6 separate regions of the Homo sapiens genome follow, and regions 1, 2, 3, 4 and 5 are each linked to region 6. Evidence: chromatin loops called from intact Hi-C (ENCODE). Cell type or tissue: OCI-LY7. All regions are shown on one strand. Region 1 has its middle 66 kb from the start of BTG3. Region 2 holds the start of CXADR (CXADR cell adhesion molecule). Region 3 has its middle 39 kb from the start of LINC03147. Region 4 has its middle 26 kb from the start of BTG3-AS1. Region 5 overlaps CXADR (CXADR cell adhesion molecule). Region 6 has its middle 52 kb from the start of LINC01549.

Evidence for each region. Hi-C counts contacts between places; a loop is a spot of excess contacts. Peaks named below come from ENCODE experiments on the same cell type or tissue, not always from the same donor. Only the 100,000 strongest peaks of a DNase experiment are listed, where the experiment ranks them.
Region 1: it touches region 6 in a loop (4-fold over the local background); 9 of 110 quality-filtered maps call a loop at or near these places.
Region 2: a loop joins it to region 6, with 5 times the contacts of the local background. A loop is called at or near these places in 24 of 110 quality-filtered maps.
Region 3: it touches region 6 in a loop (3-fold over the local background); 10 of 110 quality-filtered maps call a loop at or near these places.
Region 4: it touches region 6 in a loop (5-fold over the local background); 90 of 110 quality-filtered maps call a loop at or near these places.
Region 5: it touches region 6 in a loop (11-fold over the local background); 22 of 110 quality-filtered maps call a loop at or near these places.

What each region holds. Positions count from the first base shown.
Region 1 is chr21:17,676,599-17,681,598 of GRCh38, forward strand. No RefSeq gene overlaps it. Among named protein-coding and RNA genes, the nearest start is that of BTG3, 66 kb to the left of the region's middle. In OCI-LY7, CTCF peaks have their summits at 2,599 (motif pointing right) and 2,798; a DNase peak (open chromatin) is centred at 2,623.
Region 2 is chr21:17,510,223-17,515,222 of GRCh38, forward strand. CXADR (CXADR cell adhesion molecule) reads left to right here and starts at 2,821. Exons shown (of 7, transcript NM_001338.5): 1 at 2,821-2,950. The coding sequence starts at 2,908. RefSeq lists silencers at 2,272-2,391, 2,452-2,991. In OCI-LY7, CTCF peaks have their summits at 2,478, 2,678, 3,854 and 4,057; DNase peaks (open chromatin) are centred at 2,459, 2,739 and 3,249; H3K4me3 peaks cover 3,019 bases; H3K27ac peaks cover 599 bases.
Region 3 is chr21:17,922,437-17,927,436 of GRCh38, forward strand. It overlaps a transcript of CHODL not described here. Among named protein-coding and RNA genes, the nearest start is that of LINC03147, 39 kb to the left of the region's middle. In OCI-LY7, CTCF peaks have their summits at 2,774 (motif pointing left), 2,976, 3,672 (motif pointing right) and 3,873; a DNase peak (open chromatin) is centred at 2,755.
Region 4 is chr21:17,583,286-17,588,285 of GRCh38, forward strand. It overlaps a transcript of CXADR not described here. Among named protein-coding and RNA genes, the nearest start is that of BTG3-AS1, 26 kb to the right of the region's middle. In OCI-LY7, CTCF peaks have their summits at 2,789 (motif pointing left) and 3,009; a DNase peak (open chromatin) is centred at 2,786.
Region 5 is chr21:17,551,669-17,556,668 of GRCh38, forward strand. CXADR (CXADR cell adhesion molecule) reads left to right here. Exons shown (of 7, transcript NM_001338.5): 3 at 81-285. Among named protein-coding and RNA genes, the nearest start is that of CXADR, 41 kb to the left of the region's middle. In OCI-LY7, a CTCF peak has its summit at 3,107 (motif pointing left); no DNase peak of the experiment used is centred here.
Region 6 is chr21:17,384,855-17,389,854 of GRCh38, forward strand. No RefSeq gene overlaps it. Among named protein-coding and RNA genes, the nearest start is that of LINC01549, 52 kb to the right of the region's middle. In OCI-LY7, CTCF peaks have their summits at 2,365 (motif pointing right) and 2,566; DNase peaks (open chromatin) are centred at 1,927, 2,387 and 3,597; H3K4me3 peaks cover 1,415 bases; H3K27ac peaks cover 3,357 bases.

The DNA.
Region 1 (5,000 bases), 290 kb after region 6:
AGATGAGAGATTGTAATAAATAAAGACACAAGACAAAACGATTAAGAGAAAAGAGCTGGACCCGGGGACCACTACCATTAAGACGCATAGACTGGTAGTGGCCCTGAACGGCTGGACACACTGATATTTATTGCATATAAGACAAGGGGGCAGGGTAAGGAGGGTGAATCTTCTAAGTGATTGACAAGGTGAAGCAAGTCACATGATCACAGGACAGGTGGCCCTTCCTTCTTAGGTAGCCAAAGCACACAGAGAGAAGGCAGCATAGGTCAGTGTTTTCTTCTATGCACTTATAAGAAAGATCAAAGACTTTAAGACTGTCACCATTTCTGCTACCGCTATCTACTACGAACTTCAAAGAGGAACCAGGAGTATGGGAGGAACATGAAAGTGGACAAGGAGAGTGACCATTGAAGCACAGCACCACAGGGAGGGGTTTAGGCCTCCGGATGACTGCGCGCAGGCCTGGATAATATCCAGCCTCCCACCAGAAGCTGCTGGAGCAGAGTTTTCCCTGACTCCTCCAAGGAAAGGAGACTCCCTCTCGCAGTCTGCTAAGTAACCGGTGCCTTCCCAGACACTGGCGTTACCGCTTGACCAAGGAGCCCTCAAGCGGCCCTTATGCAGGCGTGACAGAAGGCTCACCTCTTGCCTTCTAGGTCACTTCTCACAATGTCCCTTCAGCACCTGACCCTATACCCACTGGTTATTCCTAGGTTATATTAGTAATGCAACAAAGAGTAATATTAAAAGCTAATGATTAATAATGTTTATAATAATGATTGATAATTGTTCATGATCATCTCTATATCTAATTTGTATTATGACTATTCTTATTCTAACTATTTTCTTTATTATACTGAAACAGTTTGTGCCTTCAGTCTCTTGCCTCGGCACCTGGGTAATCCTCCGCCCTCAGAGACAAGGAATCAAGGGTGAGTCCATTAAGGCAATTTGCACAAGAAATCCCCAGTAAGAAAGTAAGTGGGCCGGGCTTGGTGGCTCATGCCTGTAATCCCAGCATTTTGGGAGGCCGAGGCAGGCGGATCACGAGGTCAGGAGATCAAGACCACCCTGGCTAACACAGCGAAACCCTGTCTCTACTAAAAATACAAAAAAAAAAAAAAATTAGCTGGTCATGGTGGCAGGTGCCTGTAGTCCCAGCTACTCAGGAGGCTGAGGCAGGAGAATGGCGTGAACCTGGGAGGCAGAGCTTGCAGTGAGCTGAGATCGCACTACTGCACTCCAGCCTAGGCAACAGGGCGAGACTCCATCTCAAAAAAAAAAATTAAGTGGTAGAACTTGCATATATTAAAAAAAAAAAAAAAAAAGCCCAAGCTGTCTGGACTCCAGAATCTGAACTCGTAGTGGGTATCATGGAGAGAGGGAAAAGTATAAATATAAAAAAGAGAAAATATGTAACAAAAGAGAAATTAATTCCTGCTGTATGTGGAGGAGACATTACAGGTAATTGGTCTCACAAGTGCCAAAATATACGCTACAGCAGGTGTCCCCAGCTACTGGGCCAGGGACTGGTACTTGTCTGTAGCCTATTAGGAGCCAATTCACACAGCAGGAGGTGAGCGGTGGGCGAGTTAGCATTACCACCTGAGCTCTGCCTCCTGTCAGATCAGCAGCAGCGTTAGATTCTCATAAGATTGCAAACCCTATTGTGAACTGCACATGCAATGGATCTAGGTTGCATGCTGTTTTTGAGAATCTAATGCCTGATGATCTGTCACTGTCTCCCATCACCTCCCAGATGGGACTGTCTAGTTGCAGGCAAACAAGCTCAGGGCTCCCACTGATTCTACATGATGGTGAGTTGTATAATTATTTCATTATATATTACAATGTAACATAATAGAAATAAAGTGCACAATAAATGTAATGTGCTTGCATCATCTTGAAACCATCCCCGCATCCAGTCCATGGAAAAATTGTCTTCCATGAAACTGGTCCCTGGTGCCAAAAAGATTGGAGACCACTGCTCTATGGGATCCATGAGCCTTGTACTTTACCCTAAACCAGTGAATTCACAAAGTCAAGGAGTCAGAATGGGTTTCCAAAGCTCTCCTTGAATGGAAGCAACCAGAAACTGTGGTGTAGATTTTACTTTTACAAAAGTGAAACAATTCTTTTGAATAGAATAACTTTTTATTCTCCTGCTTAGGAGAATGTTCACGTGTCCTTTGATAAAAATATTTACACTTATGTATGTATTCACATCGCCGAGTTGGAAAGCAGAATAGGTAGAAGTTCTTTATAACATCTGATATGCAAGAATATGATAATTTTAGACTTTTTGTCCTACAAAGTAGTCCTATGGACCAAAGGTGGATGGCAGATTTATTACTGTTCTTGGGAATTCAGGATGGGTGTCAAACAGCGATAATCATATTTCATTATGGTCTAGAGTAATTTTAGAAGTTCATTCTGAAAGTTCCAGCATGTATTATTGATTATTGTTCTATATGAATTAATCACAGATGAAATGTAAGATAGAGTGGTGTCTTGTACAATGAGTTACATAAAATTAAACGGGTCTATACAAAACTTCTTAGTGGTAGAAAAGAACAGTAACTGCAATACACCACAAGAGGGCAAACTGGTACTGTTGAATATCAGTAACTTGGCTGCAAAGAGTGCAATGAAAGACAAGGTGATGTCAGATCCAAGCCAGTTTACTTTTCTGCAATCATTCAAAGATCAAATCAGAAAGCTTTTCTTTAGTAAGTTTTGTGGTATTTGAGAAAAGTAATAAGGTCTTACTAGTTAGTAAATAAAGCATACTGCTTTTTACTTTCATTGAAAAAAATAAGATTTGTCTCTAAAAATATATTTTCCTGGGTTAATATTGTATTAGATACATACTTTGTATCATCACCAATTGTCAAGAAAATTTGGGGAAAATTAAAAGAAAAAATTATTTTCTTTTTTATCAGCAGTGTACAGCAATATAGCAAAACAAGCTACAAATAGGTGAAATTGGGGTTCACTTTAGCAGACAGGAGAAAGGTTAACAAGGTTAAGGTTAATATGATAAATAAATTATGGCAGAGAATTGAGGCAAATGAATAGAGATTCAGACAGTTCTCCCTGACGCTTCCCCTTACACATGTAACTAGGTGATTCATTGTAGATTAAAGAATGCCATTTGACAGGGCACTTTGGCTCACGTCTGTAATCCCAGCACTTTGGGAGGCCGAGGCGGGCAGATCACGAGGTCAGGAGATTGAGACCATCCTGGCCAACATGGTGAAACCCCATCTCTACTAAAATACAAAAATTAGCCAGGTGTGGTTGCGGGCACCTGTAATCCCAGCTACTCAGGAGGCTGAGGCAGGAGAATCGCTTGAACCTGAGAGGTGGAGGCTGCAGTGAGCTGAGATCCCACCACTGCACTCCAGCCTGGGCGACAGAGCAAGACTCTGTCTCAAAAAAAAAAAAAAAAAAGCATTTATAAACAAGACTGTCCATTAATTTTTAGGCCCTAAATTGTCTTTTTAATAACGAGTGCAATCTGAAAATGAGGTTCTTTGTATGTTGTGGCCTGAAGATAACGATAAAAGATAAAGAAACATTGGCAAACTGCAAAATCCTCACAGCACATGCAGTTTAGAGTGATGCTAGAAGTAATGTGATGTTTCCCTATTGAAAGAAAACTTATAAATATTTTCACTAGGAATGTTCCGTTAGTCCAGGGGTTGGCAACTTTTCCTTTAAAGAGCCAGATAGGACTGGGTGCGGTGGCTCACGCCTGTAATCCCAGCACTTTGGGAGGCCGAGGCGGGAGGATCACAAGGTCAGGAGTTCGAGACCATCCTGGCTAACACGGTGAAACCCCATCTCTACTGAAAATAGAAAAAAATTAGCCTGGTGTGGTGGCAGGCGCCTGTAGTCCCAGCTACTCAGGAGGCTGAGGCAGGAGAATGGTGTGAACCTGGGAGGCAGAGGTTGCAGTGAGCCGAGATCGCGCCACTGCACTCCAGCCTGGGTGACAGAGCGAGACTCCGTCTCAAAAAAAAAAAAAAAAAGAGCCAGATAATAAATACTTCTGGTTTTGCAGGCCATCTGGTCTCTGTCTACTTCTGGCTACTCCTTTTTGCCACTGTAGTGTAAAAACAGTCAGAGACAAGCAAATGAATGGACGTCATTGTGTTCCAATAAAACTTTAGTTAACAAAAATAGATGTCAGGCTAGAATGGCCCCTGGGTTGCAGTTCGTTAAACCCCACTTTAGTCTAGCTGTGGACCCCTTCATAGTAAAGGAGTAAATGAGAAGGAGAAATAAACTTGAGACTTGGACGTAGGGACACAAATAGCCTATAACTGGAGAGCAGAAGGTTATAAAAATCTCCACCTCAGGTCCCAAGAGATGTTCAACACTCAGAGTCTTAACAAGAAGCAAAAATTGTCTTAGGAAAAAGCGTATTTTAGAAAATTGGTTGAAACACATCCATAGCCTCATGCTTAAAATATGTAAATCCTGAAAGTGAAGTAAATCTAAAAATGTATGAGCTGGGGATTCTGTCCTGAGCATCAGAAGCCCGGGCATTTTGAGCCATCAAGAAGTAAGGAAATGCTTGAATCTTGCAGGAAACAGTAGGGTTTTGCAGCAAGACCATTGTGGGTGACAAATTCGCTCCAAAAAGCACCCTCATTTTCTGAGTGTAAGGAAACATCCCATAAATTACACCTCACAGACATTTCTAAAAGACCACTGGAAATTTAAAAATTTTGAAAACTTATTTCGTCATTTGTAGAAAGAACAAATTTTCAAAGAGTGACACATGCATTCTACTTTGATTTGAAAGATGAGCTAAGTTTTTCATGAAATCAACTAATTAATTGCTGGGGGAAAAAATGGCTTAAAAGAGTATATACTGCAATGGTGCCCAAGTCTGGCTGTAGGAAAATGTCAAGGAGACTTTTGTCAATGAAAAGTGGCAAACTCTGTAAAATATTTGAAGAGATGTATTCTCAGGTAAATATGAGTGA
Region 2 (5,000 bases), 130 kb after region 6:
AAGAATTAGAAGAAAAAGTACCAGGAAAGGGATTAAGATAAAAATCCTTTTGGGTAGTTGTTGTTCCTCTTCCTCCTCCTCCTCCTTCCTCCTCCCTTCGTCCTCCCGGTCCTCCTCCCTCCTCCTCCTAAATCCTTTCGGGTAATTCCTCCCCCCCCCCTCCTCCTCCTAAATCCTTTTGGGTAATTCTTCCTCCTCCTCCTCCTCCTTTTCTTCTTCTTTCTGCTTCCTTCTCCTTCTTGGATCAAGGCTCTCTGCAACCTCTGCCTCCTGGGCTCACTTTATTAGCTCCACTTACTGAGATCCTGCTTACCGGGTTCCTGCACATAGTAAGTGGAAGATAACAAAACTAATATTGGATAATATTTGTCCTCCTACCTCAGCCTCCGGAGTAGCTGGGACTACAGGCACTGCGCGCCATCACATCCGGCTCATTTTTTATTTTTAGTAGATATGGGGGGTCTTGCCATGTTGCCCAGGCTGGTCTCGAACGCCTGGGCTCAGGCGATCGTCCACCTCTGCCTCCCAACATGCTGGGAGTTCGAGACCAGCCTGGCCCATATGGTGAAACCCCGTCTCTACTAAAAATACAAAAATTAGCCGGGCGTGGTGGCGCGCGCCTGTAGTCCCAGGTACTCGGGAAGCTGAAGCAGAAGAATCGCTTGAACCTTGGAGGCGGAGGTTGCAGTGAGCCGAGATGGGGTCACTGAACTCCAGCCTGGGCGACAGAGCGAGTATAGAAAAGTTCTCGTAGAACACTGTTAAACAGATGAACAACTTCAATACTTGCTCTTCTCTGCTTGATTTCATTTAGTGTGGTGAGTAAAAATTTAAATTCCAAATATTATTTACACGCAATTATATCCAGTAGAATTCCTGTTTGCTCAAATGGGAAGTCCCTAGCCGTTACTCATGTTGTCTTACGTCTGTATTGAACTCTTATTAGTTTGTAAAAGCTTTGGCAGAACTTTACAATCAGATGGTATGATTTTGCAAAGCCACTTCCTCTTACTACCACTGGTCATCTGTCATTTATTGGGCTGCCGTAAAGCAGGATTCCCCTTAAATCAAATTAAATTGGAATCACTTGAGTAAGGCTCAGGTACTAGTATATATATACATATATAGATAGATAGATAGATAGATATATTTTTTTTTTTTTTGAGACGGAGTCTCGCTGTGTCGCCCAGGCTGGAGTGCAGTGGCGCAATCTCGGCTCACTGCAAGCTCCCCCTCCCGGGGTTCACGCCATTCTCCTGCCTCAGCCTCCCGAGTCGCTGGGACTACAGGCGCCTGCAACCACGCCTGGCTAATTTTTTGTATTTTTAGTAGAGACAGGGTTTCACCGTGTTAGCCAGGATGGTCTCGATCTCCTGACCTCATGATCCGCCCGCCTGGGCCCCCAAAGTGCTGGGATTACAGGCGTGAGTCACCGCGCCCAGCCAGGCACTAGTATTTTTAAAACATTCTCCAAGTAATTTTCATGTGCAGCCAGAATTGCAACTCACCAGGCTAAACTGCAGTTGCGCAATTCTGGTCTTCTTGATACCTGATTTCTTTGCCCCTTCTCTTTTCTGGTTCAATGCATAATAAGAATTTTCCAATATTAGTTTTATTAGCTTCCACTTACTGAATTCTGCTTACGGGGGTTCCTGCTTAGTCTAGATAGTAAGCAGGAACTTACAAACTATGTAAGCTTATAGACTACATAAGCAGGAACCCTGTAAGCAAGAACTCAGTAAGTGGAAGCTAATTAAAACTACGTGCCAGGCAGGGTGCCAAGCATTTTTTGTGCATTATCTCATTTAACTTTCATAGCAACCCCGAAGTAGGTGCCATTTCTATGAAACCTGCCCAGTTACTGCCCCACTCCGCGGAATAAGCTCTTACCCACCGCTCCTCTTCTTCAATTCATTTCTGTTATGGAACTGTCGCGGCACTACAAAGTCTCTATGTAGTTATAAATAAACGTTATCTGGAAGAGCAGCCGACAACAACTTTCAAGATCTCCAATTCCCCGACCCCACACTCCAACTGACGCCTTCAACCACAACTACTGAGCCCCACTTTCAAAGCTCACTCACTAATATTGGATAATAGTTGTCTGCCTACCTCAGCCTCCGGAGTAGCTGGGACTATAGCGTCTTACTAGCCAGCTTCAGGGCTAGAATAGCCTTTCTGTGCAAGTGGAAAAAACCTCAGGTATTTCCCAAATCGGTAGCTGCAGAGGGGCTCTATCCCTACCAGAGATGGAGAAAAGCCCTCTCGCGCTTTTTATGTCAGCCAGAGCGGCTCGTTAAGAGAGCGAAGGCCAGGGGCTGCACAGGTCGCATCCCGTGAGCATGAGGTCAGAGAACCTGCCCCTGGGGCAAACCGCGAGGGGTGGGACGGGTGGGTGCAGGCGGGGCGGAGGGTAGGAGCCGCCCTAGTGGCGGCCCCTGGGAGTGTCCCGTGCCTCGCCTTAAAGGAGGGCGCCAACGCAATTTCAGTATGTGGGAGACGGGCTGCCCCACCCCCGCGCGCAAAACCCTGGTTTAGCTTAAGGGATGGAGGCGGGGACCCCTGCGCAGGCTTGCGGCGTGGGAGGCGGCCGCCCGCGACCTACGACGCCGCGCGCCGGGAGGCTGAGAGTTCGGCGCCGGGAGGGTCCCGGGGACAGAAGAGCGCCTCGCCCGGTTGCCAAGGCAACCCCACGCGGCTGGAGAAGCCGGCGCTCGCAGCCCGGCCCGGGCCGCTGCCGGAAGTGACGCGAGTTCACCTGCCGAGCGGGGGCTGGGAGGAGGGGCGGAGGGTGCAGAGGTGCCGCCGCCGCCGCGAGCCAGTCGGGAGCGCGCGAGGCGCGGGGAGCCTGGGACCAGGAGCGAGAGCCGCCTACCTGCAGCCGCCGCCCACGGCACGGCAGCCACCATGGCGCTCCTGCTGTGCTTCGTGCTCCTGTGCGGAGTAGTGGGTGAGTAGGGGCCATGGGGTCCTCAGCACCCGCCCAGCCCGGGGGCGCTCGCTGCCCGCGGCCACCCAGGAACAATGGGGCGTGGGGGAGGGGGCGGGCGCGATTTGGGGGCGCTGCTGCAGGGGCGGCGGGGCGGGCAGAATTGCACAGGGGCGCTTTTGCTGGGCCGGGCGCTCCTGGAGCCGTCCCGTAGGGAGCCGCGCAGGGCGCGCGGAGTGCCCGGGGACGGAGCCCTCGGCGGGGGGTGGAGGCGGAGGGGCTCGGGCGCGGCGTGTCGGGTGCGCCTCGCAGCTCTCCCATAGCATTCTCTGCCCCGGTGCGGGCTTGCCTTTCTTTGCTCTCGCCGTCTCCCTTGTCAGCCTTCGTGTCGGTTCTCTCCAGCGTTACCCGATTTCAAAAACCTTGGGCGGCGAGTTTTCAGGTGTCGAGTCGCCCAGGCGGGGAGGCTGAATTGCAAACGCCATTATTCAATGGACATGGAGCTGCCCGGTGCCTCGGATCGGCCAGGCTACCTCTAGGAAAGAGGCGCTGAGCGAACGCCAGCCTGGACGGTGTTAGTCTCCTGGAAGCAGCTCGCCCAGGCAGGAGCTGCTAACCAGACGCGCATTGTGAAGGAGACCGTGGAAAATCAAAAGTGGGTTCCTGCAAAAATGTAGCATTGGTTTCTGCAGTCCTTGGGCGAAGTGCAAAGGAGAATTCAGTGACCTCGTTTTTGAGTTTGTAATGAGTCGTTCATTTTGGAGATAAGACGGGCTGAGTTGTACAGGGTAATTGCTAGAGGATTTGCCAAGTGCGTTTGTCGACTGCTCCTTTCTCTGGGAGGGGAAAAAAGGCATGTGAAAAATGCGTGGACCATTAGGAGGCGTAATCATTTTGACACTTTAAAAAACGGATTTTCCATGTCGGTGTTTTAACCAACTGATCTTGTTTGTCAAACTAAGCACTTGCTGCGTTTTATAACCAAATAATTCATTTTTAAAAATCCGTAGGTGGGATCCTAGGAGGCGCACTTAGTATAGCCTCTGGAAGGGTAATTTTTTGTTGTTAGGTGCTCTGAAGCAGGATCTAGTGGCCCTTTCTGTTGGGATGGCTCTCTGCTTCCTGTTGAAATGTTAATTCCATTGTTGGATGCCACAGCTGTGAGCATTACTCATGGGATCAACATTCTATTAGCAAGTCTAATCTTCGATCTGAGCCTATAGCACTACCTCCACCTTTTTGATATATATCATTTAGACTTGGCGGGCTGAAATGTCCAAAGTAAGCCTTCCGGAGAAGATGAAGGGTCATAGAACCAGTTTACAGGTACATTCCCACCTTTCTTTCTTTTTTTTCTTTTTTTTGTCTAGGCCGAACCTGAAGATGAAGTTGAGAACACAGTGTGTTCTCTGGGAAAAAAAAAAAAAATAGTTTTAGACCACATCTAAAGCAGAAAAGTGGAAGAACATAAATTATGTGGAGGAACTTTTTTTTTTTTTTAAATGGAGTTTCGCTCTTGTTGCACAGGCTGGAGTGCAATGGCGTGATCTTGGCTCACCACAACCTCCGCCCCCCGCGTTTAAGCGATTCTCCTGCCTCAGCCTCCTGAGTAGCTGGGATTACAGGCACCCCCCACCATGCCCGGCTAACTTTTTTATTTTTAGTAGAAACCATGTTGGTCAGGCTGGTCTCAAACTCCCGACCTCAGGTGATCCGCCTCCCTCAGCCTCCCAGAGTCCTGGGATTACAAGCGTGAGCCACCATGCCTGGCAGGAACTAGTTGTTGTTGTTTTAACGGGAATATTTAGATAATTGGATTTAATTTTTTTTTTTTGGAATGCCTCACTTTGATAGGCACAATTCTAAGAAATAATATTTTGATGCAGAGAGTCATTGTGCTCATAAGGTATACACGGGTACAGTGAACATCTACTCGAAGGGCCAGTGTCTCAGCTAAACAAGGCAACTATCTTTATTCCAGTTTTTCAGTTTAAGAACAGCTGAGGCCAGGCACGGTGCTTGTAATCCCAGCAATTTGGGAGGTTGAGACGGGAGGGTCATTTGAGTGTAG
Region 3 (5,000 bases), 540 kb after region 6:
AGCCAATGGCCCACAAAATAGATGAGGCTGAAGAATCAGAGGAGACACTCAAGATGGGTTGATAAATCTGGTTTGGAACTCATCAGTGGTAGCTCTGATAAGGTTGTTAGCACACTTATCTATGAAGTACTTTAATTAAATAAAGGGTTATTTAATTGCCCATGTAGTGTGATAGTATTACTGCTATTTATGTGGAAATTAAACACAATAACAACAGCAATGTTTTACATTAGATTTCAGGAATGTGGGGTGACATTCCTTATGAGGTCTTAGCTTTAAGTTTATTCTTTTACTGAATGCACTGAGATGTAGCTCCTAAAGGTTGCGAACTCTGAATATCTGAGACAGGTCTCAGTTAATTTAGAGAGTTTATTTTGCCAAGTTTGAGGACATGCAGCCGTGACAGCCTCAGGAGTCCTGAAGACACGTGCCCAAGGTGGTCAGAGCACAGCTTGCTTTTATTCATTTTAGGGAGACGGGAGACATCAGTCAACATATGAAAGATGAACATTGGTTCCTTCTGGAAAAGTGGGACAATTGGAAGCAAAGGTGGGACAACTTCAAGCAGGGAGGGGACTTCCAGCTCATAGGTAGATAAGAAACAAATGGTTACATTCTTTTGAGTTTCTGATTAGCCCCTCCAAAGAAGGCAATGAGATATGCATTTATCTCAGTGAGCAGGGGTGGGGGTTGGCTTTGAATAGAATGGGAGGCAGGTTTGCCCTAAGTAGTCCCAGCTTGACTTTTCCCTTTAGCTTAGTGATTTGGGGGCCTCAAGATTTATTTTCCTTTCACAAGCTTTTCCATTATTTACAGCAGACTTTGTCTTTTTCTGCCTCTTTTTTTTTTTCCTGCCAAAGTCTGCATTATCACCATAAATGCTGACAACTGCCCTATGAGGTAGGTGTAAGCATGGGCTCAATTTTACAGATTTGTAAAATAAATTAAAAAAAGTAAAAAGATGTTAACAACTTTCCCACAAGATCTCAGAGGACATTTTATATAACATTTTCCCTAATTCTTCAGTTTTTTTTTTTTTTTTTGAGACGAAGTCTCGCATTGTTGCCCAGGCTGGAGTGTGGGGTCACAATCTCGGCTCACTGCAACCTCCGCCTCCTGGGTTCAAGCAATTCTCCTGCCTCAGCCTCTGGAGTAGCTGGGACTACAGGTGCCCGCCACTATGTCCAGCTAATTTTTTGTATTTTTAGTAGAGACGGGGTTTCACCATGTTGGTCAGGCTGGTCTCAAACTCCTGACCTCGTGATTCGCCCACCTCAGCCTCCCAAAGTACTGGGATTACAGGCCTGAGCCACTGTGCCTGGCCAGTTCTTCAGTTTTATACAAGTCCCAAAGGCCAGGAACAAAATACTTGTTCTTAAGTAGCCCTATAATTTAGAAAAGGTGCCAAACTACTCATGTGGAACTAGAAAGATGGCAACACAAAGATAGCTTTAAACAATCACTTACTTGAGTTTTGAAACAGGTTGAAGTCAAAGAAGCTGAGAGTCAGGAATTCTTTGGAGAGTGTTGTTGACATGCTGTTCTTCCCCTCTCCCTTTCTTTGGAAGAGAAGGATGTTGAGGAACGTGAGGGTCTCTTGGAGTTTGAGGGATAGAGTGTCTGATATTTGGCTCATGCCTGAGGAAGCTAAAGGTGAGAGGCTGTGGCTGGAGGTGCCTCTGCCCGGTAGCACCATACAAAGTGCTAAACAGGGAGCAAAGGCATGTACACAAGGGGGAGAATAAAAGTAGCATTTCCTGTGAAAGCTGTGTGAATGCAGAAAAGAGAGCTGGTCAGCATCCTCCGCTGGAGTATAGCTGATGGTGAAGGGACTTGAGGAGAGAAATGGGCAGCCAGAAGCCCAAGGGCCAGCAGGAGGGAGCAGTAAGTAGCCTGTGGGAGGAGAGGCAGTTGGTGCACTCTAGTGCAAAGGTGTCCGAGGGCTGTCTCCAAAAACCCTTTATTGGAGAATCAGCCTTGGAGACCGGAGAGAAATGATGTGAGATCACAACTGTGTCACCATGGAGCAGCTGTGCACTTTCCTGCCAACTCCTCTTCCCTGGGCCTGACCTAGCAGGAGAGGAGGTGAACAAGGAAGAGAAAGGAAGCCAGCTTCATCCTATTTGCCCATTGCAGGCTTCCAAGTCTGAAGCTGGGAGAGAAGAGAAGTTTTAACTTGAAATGAGATTGTCATTATACAATTAGTCGGGACTGTTCTGACCTGGACTTTTTATTATCTGAAATCTCTAGACTGAAGGACTTTTTAGCTGAACATAACATAAAAATCAATAATACATGCTTGATATTGCATTCAGGGTAGAAATTAATAAGTCTACAGAAATAAGTTTTTCTTTTTTGTACATTGTCATCATATCCACCTTGTAAAACCAAATAGGTGCACTGCTAATCATTCTGTTATATTACCACAGAGCTTGTCCTTATCTGGCTCTGTTAAAAAAATGCTACATAAGAAGACAAAGACACCAATCAATGATCACTCATTAAGCCTGTGGTCTGAATTAGTTAATACAGTTGGGAATCAGGATTAAGACATTCTAAAGGCAAATATTATAAAAAGAATAGTCTGGAACATAAGTCACTGGAAGTTTAGGTTAAAGAGTGCATTAGTGAGCAATCTGGGCAGCCAAGCTCAAGGGAGGGGGCACTAGTGGCCGTGTGGGGTGGAAGAAAGGAAAGGACACACCCCTGAGGAGAATCCAATCTGCGTATGAGCAGCCTCTGTAAATTCCACCTGATGCGACCTCTAGTGGTCACTCTAGTACCATGCTACAGTGTGCATATCCAAAATTGTGACCAGTCCATAACATGAAAGTTGACTCTCAGTTTTCACAGGTTTAAAATTTTAGAACTGTGCAGGCAGAGAGCTCTTAATACATATTAATGGTTTGATTGCTCAGGTGGAGAATGGGTGAAGATGTATGCACCTGGGCCAGTTTCCTGATAGCTGACTTTCATGCTGAGTGTAAATTTGGCCACACATTTGAAGTGTCAGAGGGCAAATAGGAAAGAATTAAATAACTCATTGATTTCTCAACTGACCTTTGGCATTATTCATAAAGAGTACATAGAAGGCTTTGAATAAATGCTTGTTGAATAAATAAACAAGGAGCTACTCCTTATGGAGTTTGCTTTTTCATTGTCATGAATTGGGAGATTTAAATTATAGGAACTTAGTATGTTAACATCCACAAATTTTAAATTCGCCTGCGAGTAAAAGGATAAATTTATTTATAATAGATTTGGATGATTCCTATTTTTGTTATTTTATTCATTACATTTTATACAGGCAATCCAGGACTATAAGTGAGCCACACACTTTCTGAGTTCCTTTGAGTAAATGACTATTCCATGTTGGTTGTCCAGAAAGGTCAAATAGTGGACCCAATATCTTTTATTGGTTATTTTCAAAGTTTAGTAATGTAGTGATTATAAGTTTCTTTGAGATGTTTATTCTTTTTCTTTGTTTACTCATGAGGATATAATTTGAGATGTTTAATAGACAATTAGTATTTCAAAACTTATTTTAATTTGTGGTTTAATTAATAGTAATTTAATTAGTTCCAATAAGCATAATGAGAACATAAAAACTCTAAATTAGTAGGTGTAATGATTCTTGTCTTTCCTCAAGAGGGCAGCAAAACCGCACTGCTCAGTTCTCAAAGATCAGGATGAAAATCTTAAAAAGCTGATACACAGACAGCTTTCATATTAGTCCAACTAATTAAACATAACATGTGTTGATATTTGTATTGCCATTTTACAAAAGTTTAGCTTTTCCTTTATGAAATGAAAAAAAAATTTAATTCTTTGTTTTAGGTTAGACAACAGAATTATACTTGCCTAGGGTCTCAACACACATTGTTTACACAAGGACAAATGATTAAGTAAGCTACTGAGGGTAACAAATAAATAAGGTGGGTTTTTTTTTTTTTTTTCCTGAAGTGTATTAGTCCATTCTCATACTTCTATGAAGAAATACCTGAGATTGGATAGTTTATAAAGGAAAGAAGTTTAATTAACTCACAGTTCCTCATTGCTGGGGAGGCCTCAGGAAACTTATAATCATGGCAGAAGGCAAAGGAGAAGCAAACACCTTCTTCACAGGGCCTCAGCATGGAGAGATGCAAGCAGGGGAAATGCCAGATGGTGATAAAACTATCAGATCTTGTGATACTCACTCACTGTCACGAGAACAACATGACAGAAACCGCCCCCACGATTCATTTACCTCCACCTGGTCCCGCCCTTGACACGTGGATTATAGGGATTACAATTCAAGATGAGATTTTGGGTGGGGACACAGCCAAACCATATCACCAAGTTACTAAAGTGATCGTACTTGAATACAGTTGGGAATCAGGATTAAGACTTTCTAAAGGCAAATATTATAAAAAGAATACTCTGGAACATAAGTCACTGGGAAGTTTAGGATAAAGAGTGCATTAGTGGGCAATCTGGGCCATTTTGGAAATTGCCTTTCTATAATCTATCCTAGGTAGAAAGACCTTTTAAATACACAGACACACACACACACACGCACACACACACAGACATACACACATATGTGTATGCATATATGTATATGTATGCATATATGTGTATATGTATGTATATGTATATCTGTGTGTATGTATGTATATCTGTGTGTATGTATATATGTATATATGTATATATATGTATATATGTATATATGTATATATATGTATATATGTATATATGTATATATATGTATATGTATGTATGTGTGTGTGTATATATATATATCCCAGAGTTGAAGAAAACTTGAATATTGGCTCCAGAAAAATAGGGAAATGAGAGGGAGTTGAATATACCCCTGCCCACACGTATAGAATGGAATTTGGGCATTTCCTAGGCAGATTATAGATGAGGTTTGTCTTTAGCGCTTATAACATTGTCTTTGATATCCTCTCTGTTCCTGGCTTGCTACGTGCTGTTCTTATATTTAGAAGGTGGTCATA
Region 4 (5,000 bases), 200 kb after region 6:
AACTTCTTGTAATGTTATGGGCAAAAGATTTGTGGTACAGTTAAGTGAAGAAATTTACATAGCAGTTAAAGTTCTGCAAAAAACAGAAACGTCCATAGGCTGTTTTAAATGTTAAAATAAAAACCTTTAAATGTCTATAGTAGTCATAGGAAAGATATACCAAATTTTAAGAGATTAACTTGGGGTGGTTGTTTTTCAGATTTTCTCCAACATATATGTATAACTGTTGTACATCATCCATTTTAGTATCAGAGCAATACTTGAAATACGCTACCATCTCATCCAAAATAGCCATCAGATGATTTGGCCATGCTGACACACACTCGAAATCCACTTTGCTCCCCCTGGTATCAGTGAACAGACATATTTTAATGATTAAATACCCAAATGTTAACTAAGAAATAAATGTATAATCCTCTCTTTGAGTTTGCTCAAAGGCTGAGGAAGAAGAGAGAAATATCTTAAAGAGATTTTTAAAATTCAGCACTATCCTAATGATCACATGGGATTCCTTTTTGGACCCTTTCTTTGAGGACAGTTTACCAGAAAGACCTCATTATGATCTGGTCCCATCTCTGTTAAAATTAGCTTGTAATGGATCTACAAGGCTGCCTACGGGTGTAGTAACCTCACACAGAATGGATCTTAACCTCCTTCCTTCCTTTTGTTGCTATGTTAGAAAGGGATCCATTATAGCCACAAGTTAGTGCTTTCGAGGCTTGCATACATAGGACATGCTTATTCCTGGGTTTGTGTGTTTGTGTGTGTATGTGTATGCAATCAACTCAGGTGGGAAAGATTTGTGCTTACTCATGATTTAAGATAAATGGAAGGATTCTGTTAGAAGAAGTAAATGTAATGGTTAAGAGTTTGGACTCTGGAGTTAGAGGTTATCCTGGCTCAGCCACTGAACAAATGAAGAACAAACTGTATAGACCTCAAGAACATACATGAGATAATCCATGTAAAGCACCTAGTCCAGCGTTTGGCTGGTATGAAGCCATCAATAAATGATGATTTTTAATTAAAGACGTAGCTTTGGCTTTTTATTTATTTTGGTCTGTAACAGCGATGTGAAGATCATCTTCTAAGGAAAGAGCGTATTGTAGTGCAGGGTGGTTCACGTACACATCATCGTGCCATCCTGCATTCACAAGTTTGGTTATTCTGTCTTGCAAACGTTCAAATGGTTCCTAATGTATTTGGACATCTTACTATTATTAAGGTCTTGCGATTCTGAAAGTTTTAAAAAGTCCTGCCCCTAGGCCGGGCGTGATGGCTCACGTCTGTAGTCCCAGCACTTTGGGAGGCCGAGGAGGGCGGATCACGAGGTCAGGAGTTTGAGACCAGCCTGGCCAACATAGTGAAACCCTGTCTCTACTAAAAATACAAAAAGTTAGCTGGACATGGTGGCGGGCACCTGTAATCCCAGCTACTCTGGAGGCTGAGGCAGGAGAATTGCTTGAACCCAGGAGGCGGAGGTTGCAGTGAGCCGAGATTGCACCACTGCGCTCCACCACAGAGAGAGACTCCGTCTCAAAAAACAAACAAACAAACAAAAACTCAAATAACAAAACTGACTTTATATTTTCATGTTACAGTCTCTTTAAACAAAGTTCAAAAATTTTAAATACATTTTCATTTTCAATCAGTATATTTTATCACTTCTTCTTTAGAAGTGGTTGATGGATGATTTATAAGATGCAAAAACAATGTTTGTTTTTTTCCATAGAGTTTAGTAAAACAAAATCACACTGTTTTTCCATTGAATTTTGTGGCTTTACTTATTAAATTAACTCTGAAAAATGTATTGTCTATATTTTTTATGTGTGAATTCATAAAGTTGGTAGTTCTGAGATTAACTTGGCTGTTTATTTCTGGACTTTAAATGAATACTCCTGACCAACATCTGACATTGATATGCATTGAGATATATGATTGAAAAGATATTTCTGAAAGAGATTTGTAGCTTAAAATCTAGTAATAAAGATTTGTTAAATCAATTACAGCACATACATATGAGTACCATGAAACTATAAAAAATCATGTTTTAGGAAAAAAACAATGGCGTAAGAAAACATTCCATGTTTTCGAATTGTGTGACCATAAAATGAACATATTTCATATCATAATACAACAGTATAGGAGTATATAAAGTAAAAGCTCCCCCATCCATTAAACTATTAATAGTGGTTTTCGATTCCAATGATCTGTCTTTGTGCTTCTGGGTGTTTAATTATTATTTTTTTTTGAGACCGAGTCTCGCTCTGTCGTCACGCTGGAGTACAGTGGCGCCATCTCGGCTCACTGCAACCTCCGCCTCCCAGGTTCAAGCGATTCTCCTGCCTCAGCCTCCTGAGTAGCTGGGATTACAGGCGCGTGCCACTACGCCCAGCTAATTTTTTTGTATTTTTAGTACAGACGGGGTTTCACCATGTTGGCCAGGATAGTCTCGATCTTTTGAGCTCATGATCCGCCCGCCTTGGCCTCCCAAAGTGCTGGGATTACAGGCATGAGCCACCGCGCCCGGTTTTAATTCTTTTCTTAAATGAACAATACTACTTTTATTAACAGAAAAATAATTATAGTAAAGAAATGTTTTGTATAATAACTATGACATAATTCATTAAAATTCTCCATTACCAGTGACAGTTTTTACATGTAGACCCATAGGAAAAGAAGTGATTTAAGCTATAACCACTAACACTTTTCCTGTAGAAGCTAGATTATTCTTTGCGAATATAGTATTTAGCTAAGCTGGAAAGGGAAATCTGATGCCCTCTTGTGGCCAGTAATTTTTATAGGCGATTTATTCCTTTTCATCTGGTCTAAATATGGTCTCAATTTATAGTTCCCTCGTCATTAGTGTGCCATTGTCTTATCTTTTAATATTTTTAGCCATTTGTGTTTCTTTATTGATTTGGCCTTACTAAATGATTTACTTTAATTATATACAGACCCTTTTTGTATATAGTGACATTAATTCATTTTCTTTTACACATTTTGTGAAAATTTAAAATTTTTTCCCCATTCCAAATGGCCTGTCTTCCAATATTTCCCAAAGCTAAAGTTTATATGTATATATACAAAATGTGTGTATATATATATATAATGTGTATATATATATATAATATATATTATATATGTATAATCCTTCCATATTTCCTCTCAGTTCTTTTATTTATTTTTATTCTTGGTAAAGATGGGGTCTCACTTTGTTGCCTAAGTTGGTCTCAAACTTCTGGCCTCAAGCAGTTCTCCTACCTTGGCCTCCCAAAGTGCTGAGATTACAGGTGTGAGTCAGCCTCTTCTCAGTACTCCTATAGTTTCATAACTTACGTGATTTCTTTAATATATTTGGAATCTATTTTTATGGTTTGAAGTAGGGGGTTAATTTTTAAAAATGGATAGCCAAATACCTATTAATTTTTGTTTTGTTTTAGTTTTTTAAAATTTTTTATTATTATTATACTTTAAGTTTTAGGGTACATGTGCACAACGTGCAGGTTTGTTACATATGTATACATGTGCCGTGTTGGTGTGCTGCACTCATTAACTCGTCATTTAACATTAGGTGTATCTCCTAATGCTGTCCCTCCTCCCTCCCCTCACCCCACAACAGTCCCTGGTGTGTGATGTTCCCCTTCCTGTGTCCATGTGTTCTCGTTGTTCAATTCCCACCTATGAGTGAGAACATGCGGTGTTTGGTTTTTTGTCCTTGCAGTAGTTTGCTGAGAATGATGGATTCCAGCTTCATCCATGTCCCTACAAAGGACATGAACTCATCATTTTTTATGGCTGCATAGTATCCCATGGTGTATATGTGCCACATTTTCTTAATCCAGTCTATCATTGTTGGACATGTGGGTTGGTTCCAAGTCTTTGCTATTGTGAATAGTGCCGCAATAAACCTACGTGTGCATGTGTCCTTATAGCAGCATGATTTATAATCCTTTGGGTATATACCCAGTAATGGGATGGCTGGGTCAAATGGTATTTCTAGTTCTAGATCCCTGAGGAATCGCCACACTGACTTCCACAATGGTTGAACTAGTTTACAGTCCCACCAACAGTGTAAAAGTGTTCCTATTTCTCCACATCCTCTCCAGCACCTGTTGTTTCCTGACTTTTTAAATGATCGCCATTCTAACTGGTGTGAGATGGTATCTCAATGTGGTTTTGATTTGCATTTCTCTGATGGCCAGTGATGATGAGCATTTTTTCATGTGTCTTTTGGCTGCATAAATGTCTTCTTTTGAGAAGTGTCTGTTCATATCCTTCACCCACTTTTCGATGGGGTTGTTTTTTTCTTGTAAATTTGTTGGAGTTCATTGTAGATTCTGGATATTAGCCCTTTGTCAGGTGAGTAGGTTGCAAAAATATTCTCCCATTCTGTAGGTTGCCTGTTCACTCTGATGGTAGTTTCTTTTGCTGTGCAGAAGCTCTTTAGTTTAATTAGATCCCATTTGTCAATTTTGGCTTTTGTTGCCATTGCTTTTGGTGTTTTAGACATGAAGTCCTTGCCCATGCCTATGTCCTGAATGGTATTGCCTAGGTTTTCTTCTAGGGTTATGGTTTTAGGTCTAACATGTAAGTCTTTAATCCATCTTGAATTAATTTTTGTATAAGGTGTAAGGAAGGGATCCAGTTTCAGCTTTCTATATATGGCTAGCCAGTTTTCCCAGCACCATTTATTAAATAGGGAATCCTTTCCCCATTGCTTGTTTTTCTCAGGTTTGTCAAAGATCAGATAGTTGTAGATATGTGGCGTTATTTCTGAGGGCTCTGTTCTGTTCGATTGGTTTATATCTCTGTTTTGGCACCAATACCATGCTGTTTTGGTTACTGTAGGCTTGTAGTGTAGTTTGAAGTCAGGTAGTGTGATGCCTCCAGCTTTGTTCTTTTGGCTTAGGATTGAGTTGGCAATGCGGGCTCTTTTTTGGTTCCATATGAACTTTAAAGTAGTTTTTTCCAATTCTGTGAAGAAAGTCATTGGTAGC
Region 5 (5,000 bases), 170 kb after region 6:
TGTATCCAGGGCTCCTTTAAGAGACAGTTTTTTTTGTGTGTGTTTGTTTTTCCTCCTGTCTAATTTTGGCTTTCTTTTAGATTATTTTATATTCTGGAGACAAAATTTATGATGACTACTATCCAGATCTGAAAGGCCGAGTACATTTTACGAGTAATGATCTCAAATCTGGTGATGCATCAATAAATGTAACGAATTTACAACTGTCAGATATTGGCACATATCAGTGCAAAGTGAAAAAAGCTCCTGGTGTTGCAAATAAGAAGATTCATCTGGTAGTTCTTGGTAAGTTATTTTTATTTGTGTTAACGGGTTACTGAGTAAGAGAATGATTAGTCATAGTACTGTAGTAGCAGCACTTGTATAAAATAAAGCTTAATTTTTTAGAATAACAATTTTAAACACTTGAAGTACTTCTATGTTGGATAGCATCAAATATAAAACTAGCTTTTGGTTTTGGATAGGAAAAGTAAGAAGTGATCAACTTCTTTGTGAAATTCATAAGAGTTTGAAAATAAGTGAACGAGTATTATGGTATGGAGGAAGAACCCTAAGCTAGGAGTTAGGAGATCTAGGGTTTTTGCCTTGTCCTCAGAATTTGCCCTGAGAATTATGTAGAACCATGTTTCTATGATGAATAATTTAAGCATTTAGAATGGAGATGAAGAAATATGGAAGAAGGAATATTGAATTCAAGTAAGGCCATTAGGCATCACATAGTATTTAAGCTTCTTGGCATCACTGTTTTTCATCATTAAAGTGAGGAGATGAGACATTCACTGATATCTTATAGCCCTCTCTGTAATAGTTAATAGGGAGGTAGTGTAAACTGCTTTGTAAACTGCCAAAGACTACAGAGTTTATTATCCTTCTCTAGATTCTGTGATAATGTCTACAAGCACTCTTAATCCCTTCAAATTGAGAAACTGAAAGATAATAGTTCATAAATATACTTCTAAAACCATACTGTGGTAAGCTTTACACAAAATGTACATTGGCTACCATGTAGAAAAACATAGCTGTCTAGCTCTCTGCTTAATGACAGTAAATTCCCCTGTCCTCATGTTTTAGGGGACACTTGGGGATTGACTTTCATAGGAAAAGCTGATGCTAGAATTGTCTAGCATGACTGGAAATAACTGATCAGGGCAGGCCTCCCACATCAACATTTACCTCATTCCTTCTGTTTAGAGAACTGATTAGGGGTGGGGTAGAATATTCTAAAGAATACTCTTTATTTTAATTTTAATTTAATTTAATATTATTTTATTTGAGATGGAGTCACACTCTGTTACCCAGGCTAGAGTGCAGTGGCACAATCTCTGCTCACTACAGCCTCTGCTTCCCAGGTTCAAGTGATTCTCTTGCCTCAGCCTCCCAAGTAGCTGGGATTACAGGCATGCACCACCACGCCTGGCTAATTTTTGTATGTTTAGTAGAAACAGTGTTTCACCATGTTGGCCAGGCTGGTCTCAAACTCCTGACCTCAGGTGATCCACCCACCTCGGCCACCCAGAGTGCTGAGATTACAAGAATACTCTTTAGGAGAGCAATGTTCAAGATGACTTGGGCACCCAACACTTAACTACTCCTCCTACAAGTAGACCCAGCACTTAACTATTACTCCTAGAGACTAGGAACAAGAGTGGGGATTTTTGTGTACCTTCATGGCAAATTCATGCATTGTCTTGGTAGATAGACTCTGCTGGCAGCATCATTGAATGGGGACCTGAAGAGGTCCTGGTGAAATGCATCATTCTGAATCGCACTAACTAAAAATGTTTCTTGTGGTGTGAAAGTAAGTCAATCTAAAAAAGGAACCAGGAAAAGGAATATGGTAATGTTGGAAATTTGAATTTTCTGTGTCTTCATTGAGTAAACATGGAGTAACTTTTCTTTGTTATAAATGTATAAGCAAGTGAAAGATTAACACCTGGTCCGAATTCTTTTTTTTTTTTTTTTTTTCTTTTTGAGACCAAGTCTCGCTCTGTCACCCAGGCTGGAGTGCAGTGGCATGATCTCGGCTCACGGCAACCTCCGCCTCCTGGGTTCAAGCAATACTCTTGTCTTGCCGTCCTGATTAGTTGGGACTACAGGTGCCCGCCACCACACCTGGCTGATTTTATTTTTGGTAGAGACGGGGTTTCACCATGTTAGCCAGGATGGTCTCAATCTCCAGACCTCGTGATCTGCCTGCCTTGGCCTCCCAAAGTGCTGGGATTACAGGTGTGAGCCACCGCACCCAGCTACCTGGTCTGAATTCTTATCACAGACCCAGGAATTCCTGAGATTATAACCCTGACTATACTTTCTTCCAACACTGCTCTCTAGGAACTATTAAGTTGGAAGATGTATACGGAATATTAACTGGTTCATGATATGCGAAGCAGAAGATATTTGATTATCGGAATTATTTATTGTGAAACCCCTGTTTGATGGGACAGTTACACTGGGATTAATGGGGTTGGCACATATTCCCAGAAGAGTTGTGGACAAGCATGTTTGTGTGTTTGTGTATTGTCTGGATCCTGTGGGACCAGGTTCAGGGTCACATTTGCAGTTCTCAACTGAAGAGAACATTACAGCAGAACATGTCCCAAAAAGGAACCTGAGTTGGGTGGTAGGGGATGGCACATGATGTGGCTCAGTTCACTCATGGCAGGAGCCGTGACTGCCCGGCAGTAGGAATGGCCTTTTTATATTAAACTTTGAACCCCAGCATGTCCTAAGAATGGGTAAGTGGGAAGCATTGACACAGTTCACCCTGAGTTACTCCTGGGGAGAATTTTATAGCCAAGTCAGCCTTCAGTTCAAACCAAGGAGGGGGAGAGGGGATAAACTGGGGATGAGAGGAGAAAGCAGGGAAGTGATTGCCGAAGAGAAGTAGGGACGACTGGAACTCTGATCTGGACGAGGTTGTGTCAGAGCCAGAGAATTCCTTGTAGCTTTTTCTTCCATGTTTTTAGATGAGTCGTGACTGCTGCTGGGAGAAACCACCAGAATTATATTCTCTCGAAGGTGAAAATTAATTGGATTGAAGCTTATCTGTTAGTTTTGCCTGGAAATTCTGCCTGGATTATCTGGGGCAAAAGATAAGATGAAGTGCCCTCTAGTGACCCAACTAAGTGGTGGTCACTGGAGCTCATTTGATTGACTGATAGTGGCTCTGTCTAATGCTTTGGTTCTTTTGTGGGAAATCTGAAGTAGTTGCCATCATGGCATTCACAGGGTAATGGCAGTGCATTCATTGAGCTTGTGTGTTATGTGGCCGTTAACCCACAGAGATGATTGATAGTCGTCTGGATGTGAGGGGCAGCATGTTGCTGTAGCTTGCTCCATTGCCGTGCCTGCCTTGCTCTTTCAGACACAGCAGAAGCTCTTGTGGATGCAGCTCAGTAAAGAAGCAGAAGTGGGAAATGATAACAAAGAGAGTTGATAGAAGGTTACTGTTGTGGCCATATATCACGGGCACCTTCCCCTGGAGCTCTGGAAGGGCCTGTTTATTGAAACCTTTTGGTATAAAGAGACAGAGTTGTTTTGAAGAGCAGAACATGCACAGTTAACAATTCCTGGACATATATGGTATACTCCCACTGCACCATGCCACAGTGGCAGCAGCAAGTGTAGTGGCTCAGTCATCACTGGCCTTAAAGGTCCTAAGGGATTTGCAAACCATTGATACTGGGCACGGCCCCTCACTACTTTTTATTTTACAATAATTTTTAGTTTTATGGAAAAGTTGCAAAAATACAAGGAAGTTTCTGAGAGTGGATCCATCATCTAATTTCCCCTAATGTTAACATCTTACAAAATCATATTATAATTATCAAAACCAGGAAATTAACACTGATACAATACTATTAACTAAATTACAGACCCAGTTTGAATTTTACTGTTTTCCGGTAATGTCCTTTTTGTACTAGGATTGCATCTAGAATCCACATGGCATTTATATCTCCTTAATCTCCTCCAGTCACGTCTGGGGGCACATGATGTCATGTCTTATTGTTAATCGTGATCGCTTGGTTTAAGTTTTATCTGATGGGCTTCTCCACTCTAGAGTTATTATTTTTCCCTCTATAATTAAAAAATGTCTTGGGGGAGCTACTTCGAGACTATGCAGATATGTTATTTCTTATTTAACTTTTGCCTATTGATTTTAGCATCTATTGATAGATTTTGCCTGGAGTCAGGGTATTTTTGAACCAATAAGAAATTATATTTCTTGGAAGGATGACATCATGATAAAAGTATCCCCTGTCTCATGTAGGGATTTAGAGATTATTTCCAGTAGACTGGTGCAGCCACTAGCAGGAAAAGATGATGAAGGAATACGTGTATGGAACAGAGCATTACTAAATTGGTGGGATACCATGTCCAACTACAACTTGATGGTCACATACCCATATCTGAGAAGGACTGTTGTTTGTGTTAGTGATCATGGAAGCAGATGTTCTGAGGACAGCGGCCAGTATGTGGGAAGTCCAGACCAAAGAAACATTTAGGAGACAAGACTTTATTCGTGCTCTCTTTGTGGTTTTCTTCTGTTCCAGCAGAGTACCATGGGTTAAGAATTAATCTTCCTCGTAGTGTAATGGTTGGATGTTGGCATGTAAAAGACTTGTACTTCCTCTTCCCAGTGGAAAGCAGGTGGGCCACTCCAAAGTGTCATTCAGAAACCTGTGTTGGTAGAATCTTGTTTTATTGTGGACGGGTTGTAGTGAGGCCCTGAATTTCCTAGCAGCTATTTTAAATAACTATCCGTTATTAGATATGTTTAGATTGCTGGTTATATGGGAGAAAATGGATATAGAAAGGATGAGCGTTAGAGTTAGAATACCATATTACCCATAGATGTTTGATGCACAAAGCATTGCATCAGTTATTTATTTGCTGGTAATTTATTCTAATAAAGGATTTATTGGTAGTTTGAAGAACTGGAAGAGAACAAGGCTCATTTCATTGAAGACTCCCAGAATGAAATAATTTGCAAAACTTAT
Region 6 (5,000 bases):
CACAGATGATGTCTATGTGGCTGATCTGTAGAGATCAAGATGTAGGTATCTCCCAGGGTGTAGGGTTGCACATTTTTTTTTTCTGTGTTTGTGGGGAGGTCTCCTGGATTGGCAAGAGATTTTTTTTTTTAATTTTTTTATTCCATAGGTTTTTGGGTAGCAGGTGGTATTTGGTTACATGAGTAAGTTCTTTAGTGGTGATTTGTGAGATTTTAATGCACTCATCACCCAAGCAGTATACACTAAACCCAATTTGTAGTCTTTTATCCCTCACTCCCTTCCCACTCTTTCCCCCGAGTCCCCGAAGTCCATTGTGTCATTCTTATACCTTCACATCCTCACAGCTTAACTCCCACTTATGAGTGAGAATATGTGATGTTTGGTTTTCCATTCCTGAGTTACTTCACTTAGAATAATAGTCTCCAATTCCATCCAGGTTGCTGTGAATGCCATTAATTCATTCCTTCTTGCGGCCGAGTAGTATTCCATGGTATATATATTCCACAGTTTCTTTACCCACTCATTGATTGGTGGGCATTTGGGTTAGTTCCACATTTTTGCAATTGCAAATTGTGCTGTTATAAATGTGTGTGTGCAAGTATCCTTTTCATAGAATGACTTCTTTTCCTCTGGGTAGATATAGGGTTGCACTTTAACCATACCAGTCCGGGTAGTCGACACAGAGGAAGCCAAGGGATGGGAAGAGAAGGCATAATTCTGTTGTGCCTGGTACCAGTCCTGCCCCACTCCAGTTACACGGCCCAATAAGTCTGCTTTTTGTTTAAATAAGACTGAGTTGAATTTCCTCATTTACAACCAAAAGAATTCATAGGATATAGATTTTCTTTTGATATAAGCTAAGTGTCCAAGCTGTTCTGGGCATAGCTATTCCTCATCTGTTACATTTGCAAACTACCTTCAAGAATGATGGCTTGTGACTCATGATTATAAGAAATAACTAGGAACAGATGTAATTCCTAAATTACTTCTTACATGTTGGAAAATTCATTTTTCTATTACATTAGTTATTATCTAAGTAAAGCTAATACATTGTCTTTTAGGGTTACTTGCTGATCAATTGAGTGAAAAAAATTGTATTAATTAGAAATTTTTATTCCCACTCTTCTGGCTTCCTGTAAGTAGATACCTATTGACTTCTCTGTAAGTGAATATACTTCTGGAACTAGGAAAACCCAACTCCAGTCTACTGTGGAGTACAGACATTTGTGAGCTAAATTCATATTTGAAATGACATGCGGATAGGTTTATGATCCTAAAATTCTACCAAGTTTATATGTTTCTACATACTACACTTATCTGTAAAAGTGTAAACCAATTGTTTTTAACTCACGTTAAAGATAAGTTGAGATCATTTTGCATTTTCAAACATTAGGGTCTCTATTAACTGCATTGTCAGTTAAAAAGGTCCTCCTCTATTCATTACTAATCAGCCTTGGAGAATAGATGGCTGGCAATTTCAAAGACAAGGTGAAGTGAACACTTGGAGAAATCTTCTTAGTGAAAAATGATTCATTGTTTTGAGAGGCAATAATGTCACAGTCCTCTGAGACAAAAAGAGAATCCTTACTACAAGAACAAATAGTAATTAGCAAATTTGCAAAGCATGGTCGTTATCCTTTTGTTACAGCAATTTATTTTTAGTCCAAGCGACAGTTTATTAGAGCGTTCATTTTAGGAAGCTAGGATAAATTAAGACAGCAAAGCAACTTTACCAGTTCAGCTCTACAGCCCAACCTTGATATGCTTCTTCCTCCTGGAGGCCTTACCTGTTCCCTTGGGATCAAGTAAGAGGCTTTGTGAAGGTTCCCACAGCATCCTAATCCCCAACCCCCATCATTATTCTCTGAACCACACCACACTGGTTCACTTTTCTGAAAGCCTCCTTGCCTCTCTTCAACCCCTCCTCACAGTGCAGTGTTTTGCACTGTTTGTGTTTTAAATATTTGTTTATGAGATGGACAAGAAAGTTGGAAGATGCTGCATTACAGTCAATGTAATTCACTAAATAAGGGCCACCTTATGTTTTTAAGTTGCTTGCATGGCGCTGATGCAATCTGCTTTGAGAAAATGTTATGCTTCATTGAGCTTTTTTTAATGTAATATGGAAAGGTTTTGTTTCTCCTATATGAAAAAAAAAACTACCCAATGCTGCTGAATTTGGCATTAAAAGTCATTGGTGGCGTTCTTTCATTCAAAAAAACTTCAAAAACAAAGCCATAGCGAAGGGTTTAATAGTATTGATAAAGTAAAGAACAAGTACCTTTTAAACACTGTCTCAAGGTAAAGGAAGGCACTTTGTGTTAGTTTTTTTCTGCTATTAAATTATATCAACAGCTACCACTAGAGGGCGCTTGGCCTCTTTTTATTTTTAGTAAACCAACTGCTGCTTTGAAATGGCACCTACTGCCTTCACATATTACTGTATCCATAAGCTGGTATTTCCATTCTTCACTGTATGTGCGAGTTACTTTATTCTTAAATGTTATATTACTCCTCACATATTTCATCTCTATAAGCCAATGATTTCGTTCATGTTTATTGAATACTAGAAAATTATAACTTTCCTCGATGGTGGTTAATTTGAAATGTATTCTTCTCCCCACTGACATACTAAGAAAAAAAAAGTTTCAATGTCAAAACGTAATAAGTTTCTACATTCAAAAAATAGATGAGAATTATTGTATATTCCTAAAAAATTAAGAGAAAAAACATTTAGCAACTATCTTTAACTTAATTACTGATGAGGTACCCAAATTTTGTCAGTGTATGGCACAGTTAGTGTCTCAGTAACTTTTTTCGCATGCTCCAAAAAAAAAAAAGTTCTGTTTATTACATAGTTAGGTTTATGCAACTTAAGAAGTATTTACATTCTAACAACTTACTCGCTGTTTGAAAAAATTACACACATAAACAAATGGGAAAAAAAATTTTTTTTTTTGAGACAGGGTCTCACTGTGTCACCCAGGCTGGACCTAGGCTCCAGTGACCCAAGCTCACTGCAGCCTCGACCTACTGGGCTCAAGTGACCCTCCCACTTCAGCCTCCCAAGTAGCTGGGACTACAGGTGCACACCACCACTCCCTGCTAATTTTTTTTTTTTTTAATTGTAGAGACAATGTCTCATTATGTTGCCCAAGTTGGTCTCAAACTCCTGGGCTCAAGCCGTCCTCCCATCTTGGCCTCCTAAAGTGATGGGATTACAGGCATGAGCCACTGTTCCTGGCCTATTTCATTATCTCACACTGACTATATTAGTTACCCATTGCTTCATAACAAATTACCCCCAACATTTAGTGGCTTAAACAACAAGTCGTTATTATCTCATAGTTTCTGTGGGTCAGGGATGCCAGAGGAGCTTATCTGGATGGCTGTCGCTCAGGATCCCTAATGAGGTTGCCTTCATGATGGTGGCCGGGGATGCAGTCACCAGAAAGGTTACCTGAGGCTGGAGGACCCACTTCTAAGATGGTTCATTCCCATGGCTATTGGCCAGTGGCATCAGCTCCCTGCTGGCTTTTTGCAAAAGAGCTCATTTCCTCTCCACATGGCACACCCACAGGGCTGCTTGAGCATCTTCACATGCTCAAGCCGTGAAGCAGCTGGCTTCCCCAAAACTGAGTGATCAACAGGAAAAAGCAAAGAGGAAGATGAAACGCCTTGTATGATCTAGACTTCTGAGTCTCACACTTGCCCTTCTGCCACATTCTAGTTTTCAAAAGCTAGTTACTAAGTCCAGCCCATATTCAAAGGGAAAGGAATTAGGATTCATCCATTAAAGGGAAGATTGTTAAAGAATTTTGGATACATTTTAACACCATCACAGTTACCAGTGAGGTACATGCACCTATTGGGCACTAGACACCCAACCTTTAGAACCAAATTCACCACCACCACCCTTATTTCCCGTTCCATGTTAATTGTCATATAGTATCTATTTTTTATCACAGCAACTTCTGAAAACCCAGCTTCCAAAGATATGTCTTTTAGAAAAGCATTACAGCACAATCTAAGGTTTAAATTATAAGGTATTTTGAGCCAGTAGTTCATGCAGCAGCCAACAAATGTTTCTGTGTTTTTCTTGAGAATTTTCAATATGTCGTGTGGCCCCTGTGAGGTCACTGCAACTTCTTGGGGTGCCTCAGTGCACAATTTGGGAATCATAAGCTTAATTATCTTTTTCTCAGAGATAAAAATGTAGAGTATGTTTAAAGAAGTCTTTCTAAATACATCAATAATTTCTCTATTATTCATACTCTGGGGATATTATAAAGGAGGCTATTTCTATTCATAGTATGGAAACAAAATGAAAATTTTATTACTTTATAAGTATTTATTTAATATAAAAATATTCTAAGGGCTGGACCTCTTTCCTTTGCCCATTTTAATTGAACAATGGATGGACTATGAAGAAAAAGTAATCCAAGAATAAAAAAATACAAATCAAAGGTTCAGTTTGAAAAAAAATTATCATCCAAGAAATAATCATTTCCTTTTTATATTAAAAAATGTTCTCTTTATTCTCATTTCCCAATATAATAATATTTTAGTGTTAGCCTGGAGTCTGTGCCAAATGATTACACAGTATGTCTACTTCCTGACCCATAGGGAGTTAATCTTCGATAAAAAACAAGCTCAGGTAATGAAAGATCTTCCTGTTAATTGCAAGTGATAGGAAACACACACACACATTTCTCTTACTCCTTCCTGAAACCCCACTAAAATAACAAAAATGATGTGAAAGGGCATAATTCCACAAAAATGAGGAGAACAGAAAAGGTGATTATAGAAGATGATTACTGTACACCAAAAAAAGATGATTATTGTACACAAAATGAAAAGCTTATAACCTTTGGTAAATGGCTTTGGACTCATATATCTCTGCTCTGCTGAGTACCTGAAAAAGAAAAAAACAACTAGAAGAAAGTTGATTCATGAACTCAGAAAACTTCTATCAATAGAGGAACCAGGGGCCTCTGAAG